2 separate regions of the Homo sapiens genome follow, and region 2 is linked to region 1. A link is an interaction called in ENCODE POLR2A ChIA-PET data of the cell type or tissue named here. Cell type or tissue: GM12878. All regions are shown on one strand. Each heading gives the region's core, and the rest is flanking DNA. Links, peaks and the distances in the headings are about the cores only.

What was found. Peaks named below come from ENCODE experiments on the same cell type or tissue, not always from the same donor. Only the 100,000 strongest peaks of a DNase experiment are listed, where the experiment ranks them.
Region 2: POLR2A ChIA-PET joins it to region 1 with 6 read pairs; 6 of 35 experiments call an interaction of 5 or more read pairs at or near these places.

Annotation. Positions count from the first base shown.
Region 1 is chr14:22,463,766-22,466,681 of GRCh38, forward strand. All of the region lies in intron 2 of TRD-AS1 (TRD antisense RNA 1), which reads right to left. It also overlaps TRA, TRD and TRDC. Among named protein-coding and RNA genes, the nearest start is that of TRD-AS1, 18 kb to the right of the region's middle. RefSeq lists enhancers at 1-328, 751-970. In GM12878, for the core only: no CTCF peak of the experiment used is centred there; a DNase peak (open chromatin) is centred at 1,195; H3K4me3 peaks cover 1,260 bases; H3K27ac peaks cover 2,500 bases.
Region 2 is chr14:22,514,351-22,517,266 of GRCh38, forward strand. It overlaps TRA, TRAJ28 and TRAJ27. Among named protein-coding and RNA genes, the nearest start is that of TRD-AS1, 33 kb to the left of the region's middle. In GM12878, for the core only: no CTCF peak of the experiment used is centred there; a DNase peak (open chromatin) is centred at 1,291; H3K4me3 peaks cover 1,185 bases; H3K27ac peaks cover 2,500 bases.

The DNA.
Region 1 (2,916 bases), core at 104-2,603:
TGTTCCAGATCACGTAAAACCAAAGGAAACTGAAAACACAAAGCAACCTTCAAAGAGCTGCCATAAACCCAAAGGTTAGTTCAAATCAAAGGGCCAACTTCAGAATCAAGGGTTAAAGCAAACTCTGTAATTGTCCACTGGGGCCAAAATGTATCAGATTTCAAAAGAAAACACAAACCATGCTGAGCCCAGTTGGTTCTGCAGAGCCTCTGACTCTCCCAGCAAGGCTTACCTGGCTGTCGGCATCGGTTTCCCAAGCTTGCCTGGCTGGGTGTCAGCAGCAGCCTAAGGTCTCTGACGGCTATCTGGCACCATGCTGGACTTGCAGGCCAGAAAGAACTAGGCAGACTTGGGGCAGGCTAATATCAGTGTTGCAGGCCCAATTTCTGGAAGGGAATTTAATCTCTCCCTGAAGCCACCCTCTTCACTCTTTTTCAGCCATAGTTCATACCGAGAAGGTGAACATGATGTCCCTCACAGTGCTTGGGCTACGAATGCTGTTTGCAAAGACTGTTGCCGTCAATTTTCTCTTGACTGCCAAGTTATTTTTCTTGTAAGGTAAGAATTAGCCGCTTCTTATTCCTATCTCTACCCACACCATGCTGCACATGGGGAAAGGGGATTTAGAAATGGCTAAGAAACCAAGAAGCATTGGAAAGGGAAAATAGAGACATACTTAGAATTAATAAGGTAGGCTATCTCAGCTACTCAGCAAAACAGCACCCCATTTCCTGTTATCCTTTCATTTTGAGTCAGACTGAAACCCATTAGGTAGTATAATGTACTATTTTTCTAATATACCAGAGAATAACCCTCACTTTCACTCCAGGGAGAAAACTGAAGATAAATAAGGAGAATTCATCTTCTTTACTGCTATTTTGTTCATCGACCAAGAGACCATGGGTTATTTGCAAGGCCATAAGTAAAGCTTTGCCTGAAGACTATCCAGAGGAAGCAGAACCTATCTTTGTCCTGATAAAGGGAATGCCAGCTCACACTCCTTAATCATAGGACCAGCCTGTCTATGTGTGGATCAGCCTGTCTTTGGGATGAACCTACACACAGCATTAGTAGTGAACAGCTCACTATTAGCTACTCAGGATGCATACACAGTTAGGTTTGAGATGTCAATTATTTGCCTGTTACTTGCATTCCGTTCTCAGGTAATCTCATACACGAAATTGAAACCAGGGCCTGGGTTTGCGTGTGAGGCTTCTCCCCCTCACTCCTTCTCCAATACTCACAAATGCTCATCAACCCCAGCTTCTGTTCTAGGAACAACCCTAGACTCAGAGTACTTGACTGATCTGACCCAGACAGTAAACATACCCAGTCATCTCAAAAAGGGGGTCCAGCTCACCTGTTATTTTACTAACAGTCCCAGGGACACAGGCAGTGTGGCTGGGTAAAAAGAGAGCTATACTAAGAGTCAGAAGATCTGGGTTTTATCCTGATTTTGACACTAACTTACATGTTACCTTAGCCAGGTTTCTTCATCTCTCTGGGCCTGGGTTTTTGCATCTGCAAAACAAATGAGTTAAAAAAAATAATAACCAAAGGAGAACAAAAGAGTCTCATGACTTGTGCCAACACTGATAGCTGAACTAGCTGAGCTATTGCCATGTGTACATGGAAAGTGAGCCACAATAGATTAGTGATGTCTGCAATGGTACAGTATAGCAAGTACCGGCCAACCCCAGACTACATGACCCCTACGATTCCTTCTAGCACTGGCAGTCTATTCTATAACAACTTTCTTCACTGCAGGCTGACTGGCATGAGGAAGCTACACTCCTGAAGAAACCAAAGGCTTACAAAAATGCATCTCCTTGGCTTCTGACTTCTTTGTGATTCAAGTTGACCTGTCATAGCCTTGTTAAAATGGCTGCTAGCCAAACCACTTTTTCTTCAAAGACAACAAACCCAGCTCATCCTCCAGCTTGATGGGAAGACAAAAGTCCTGGGGAAGGGGGGTTTATGTCCTAACTGCTTTGTATGCTGTTTTATAAAGGGATAGAAGGATATAAAAAGATATAGGACTCTTTTTTTACTCCTACAAGTGATACACTTTGAAAATGATGTTTTGTTCCTTTTGACTTTCTTTACCTTTTGAAGTAGAAAGTGGGAACCAACAGGTTCACAGCTTCATTCCTCATGAGGCAAATAGGCCTTGGGAGAAGAAGAGCGGGTGCCCTTTTATCTAAACATGGAAGGCTCTGCTCAACTGAGCACTAGATTTGCTACAAACCAGCATCATCTTCTTCCTCCTGTCCTCACGGCTTGTCCCACCCTCTATGTTCACTTCAGGAGCCACACTAGAGATTCTGCATGGCGTGGAGGAGGACAAAGTTTCAGCACTTTCTGCCTCTCCTAATACTTTACAAATGAGATTACATTTGAATTTGCTAATACTTTATGAGCAGGCAATGAGGTTTCCAAAATCTCATCTAAATACTCTCCAATCTATTAGCAAAAATCAGAGTAAAATACAGAGGAAAGGCACTGCTTTCTGTTAATTGATTTAACATGCATGAATTAGCTCCCTCTGAGTTCCAGGCACTATGCTGAGAGTACAAAGAAGACACAAGTCTGCTTTCAAGCAACTCACTGTGAAAGTGTTTTTGAAGGGAGGAACAGAAATGAGACCCCTATCTTTCCCTATAAAAACAACATTTTTACTGTCTTTTGCCTGCCAATCTGTATTTGAAACCATTGGACACTGATTCTCTGGCCTGGGACTTTGGCATTGATGGTTTTCTGCCTTTCTTCTCAGCCTCTGCCTCTATTGCATTTATTAAACTGCATTGTGTGCACCTCGCCTCTGGCTTTACTCTTTGCAGATCACCACAGGGGGAAACTCAGCTCTGTGAGCTCACTATTAGTCAGCCAAAAGCCAAATTGAACTTATGGGTCACA
Region 2 (2,916 bases), core at 261-2,760, 51 kb after region 1:
AAGCCTTTTTTTTTTTTCTTTTTCTTTTTTTTTTTTTTTTTTTTTTGAGACAGAGTCTCGCTCTGTCGCCCAGGCTGGAGTGCAGTGGTGCGATCTCGGCTCACTGCAAGCTCCGCCTCCCGGGTTCACACCATTCTCCTGCCTCAGCCTCCCTAGTAGCTGGGACTACAGGTGCTCACCACCACGTCCGGCTAATTTTTTGTATTTTTTTTTAGTAGAGACAGGGTTTCACCGCGTTGGCCAGGATGATCTCGATCTCCCGACCTCGTGATCCACCCGCCTCAGCCTCCCAAAGTGCTGGGATTACAGGCGTGAGCCACCGTGCCCAGCCCCAAAAGCCATTTTTAAATACATTGCAGGTTTCTATTTAATGTTGTTATTCATTTTGATTTGCCCAAGTAATACATTAAAATTTCTCATTGTAAACCATTCAAATTACAGATAAAGTCCAGGCACGGTGGCTCACACCTGTAATCCCAGCACTTTAGAAGGCTGAGGTGGGCAAATCACCTGAGGTCAGGAGTTTGAGACCAGTCTGGCCAACATGATGAAATCCCATCTCTACTAAAAATACGAAAAGTAGTCAATCGTGGTGGCAGGCACCTATAATCCCAGCTACTCAGGAGGCTGAGGCAGGATAATCACTTGAACCCGGGAGGTTGAGGTTGCCATGAGCCGAGATCGTGCCACTGCACTCCAGCCTGGGTGACAGAGTGAGACTCCATCTCAAAAAAAAAAAAAAAATTACAGATAAAACCAGCATTCACCTTGGCCACTTCCTTCAGTATCAGTTTCCTCCTCCCCAAAAGTGACCACTGAAACCAGCTTGGTGTGTTGTGATGAGTTTCTCTGTGGAATATGTTTATGTGAAATCCCATCTTCAACCAGGAAAGCTTGAGAGGGAAAGGGCTCAGACTGCAGTTTGCAGGATTTCAATTAGATATAAGGAACAGTTGATTAGATGTAAGAGCTGTTAGCAAAGGAAAACCTTATAAAAACTAGGAGCTCTTAATAACTAGACAGGTCTTTGGTCAGACAACACACTGACTGAGGACAGGAGGATGGATTCGATGACCTCTGAAAGTCCAGCCAGGACTCTGGAGGACTCTGAGGAATGGTCTGTTCCATAGCCTGCCTCTGTAATGCCCTTCTCTCTTGCCTATTGTCTGGTTGTTGTTACAGTCTGAGCTTTTGTCAGAGCTGCTCCTATGCTGTGAGTGGTCTGATTTTCTCAGCATCTCTGGGGTTTTTGCAAAGCAAGGAAACTCTGTGCATACTCTGGGGCTGGGAGTTACCAACTCACTTTCGGGAAGGGGACCAAACTCTCGGTCATACCAAGTAAGTTCTTCTTTCTGGCTAATTATTCTTCCCGAGAAGCCTGTCTTCCATCATGCAGAAGCTGTCAAAACACAGGTGGTGTTTTCTTTGCTTGGTTTGTGTTGGGTGGTTAGTAATATCAGTTGGAAAACAAGGTTATTAATGCACATATTCCCTGGGGCATTGTATTCGGACATTTAATATCCATGTAGTCTCTCCCTGTGAAAATATGTGAACCTCCACGAAAAGAAAGGTCCAAGGAAAGTAGCAGGGAAAAGGCAGGAATTGGATGAAAATAGCCAAAGAGCCTGCAGGAATATAAACAAGGCAGGATCCCAGGAGACAGAGCAGTAGCCACTTTGAGTGAATTTCCCAGGAGGTGCTCCTGCCAAGGCCCATACCTTCAAGGAAAATTAAGGCAAATAGAATTGGGCTGGGGAGTTGCTACTTATTAGTATTCCTCCCACGTTCTAACCTAATTATAAGGAGGTTGTTTTGGCCATGGGCAGTCATCTCAGGTTTTGTTTTCCTGCTTTCCTCCCTAACCTCCACCTGTCTTCCTAGAGGCCTGAGTCAAGGTTATTGCAATAGCACTAAAGACTGTGTAACACCAATGCAGGCAAATCAACCTTTGGGGATGGGACTACGCTCACTGTGAAGCCAAGTAAGTTGTGTTCTTCTTTGCCTAGGCCTTCAGGGGCAATCAATCAAACCATTAGTTTGAAAAAGACTTTAATCCTATGCATCTGGTTGGGCTCTTTATTAATGTTCTTTCCCCAGGCCAAAGAGAGTTGGTTCTCTTCCCTGCTTTAAAATGAGATATGAGTGCATGTATGCACACACGCATGCCCACATGCAGACTCTTGCTCTAGCTCATGGTAAGGGCTTCTCAGGAGCATATACAACATTTTGAAAGAAATAGAGAAACAAACAATAATGAGCCAATGGAGCTGTCAGGAAGGTTCTCCACCACCCCTGACCAGGCTTCCCAGCAGGATCTCTGGCCATATAGGATGTGCTTGCACTATATCGGATGGTCTAGGATGGGAAATATCTCTCTGTAATTAATTCCAAAATTTGGCAACCCTTATTGCCAGAAAGTACTTCTCATATCTAAGTTTGATCTCCCTGCTGCGATTTAAATATCTACTTGAAAAGAACCACTAGAACTCTGTACATCTGGATTGAGAATCAAGTAACTGCCATAGAATATGAGGCTGAGCACTAAGCCCACCTCTGCAGCACCTCTGACGTGTCATGGGTCCCCTCTGGACATTTTGAGCTCAAGTAATAATGGATTAAGCAGGATAGCACAAGCTTTGGAAACAGAAAAACCTGAATTCAAGTCCTTGCTCCACTACTTACCTAGCTGTGTGACCTTGAACAAGTTACTTAATCTCTCTGAGCCTCAGTTTCCCCATCCACAAAATGAAGATAAAAATATTCCTACCTCGTTGAGTCATCGTAAAGATGAAATAATACAGCTAAAGTAGTTAGCATAGTGCTCAGAACATAGAAAAAGCTCATTAAACCCTCGCTATTAATAATAATGATAAACATCATCTCTAACCCACAGCAGAGCCTTTGTTTGGCCCCTGG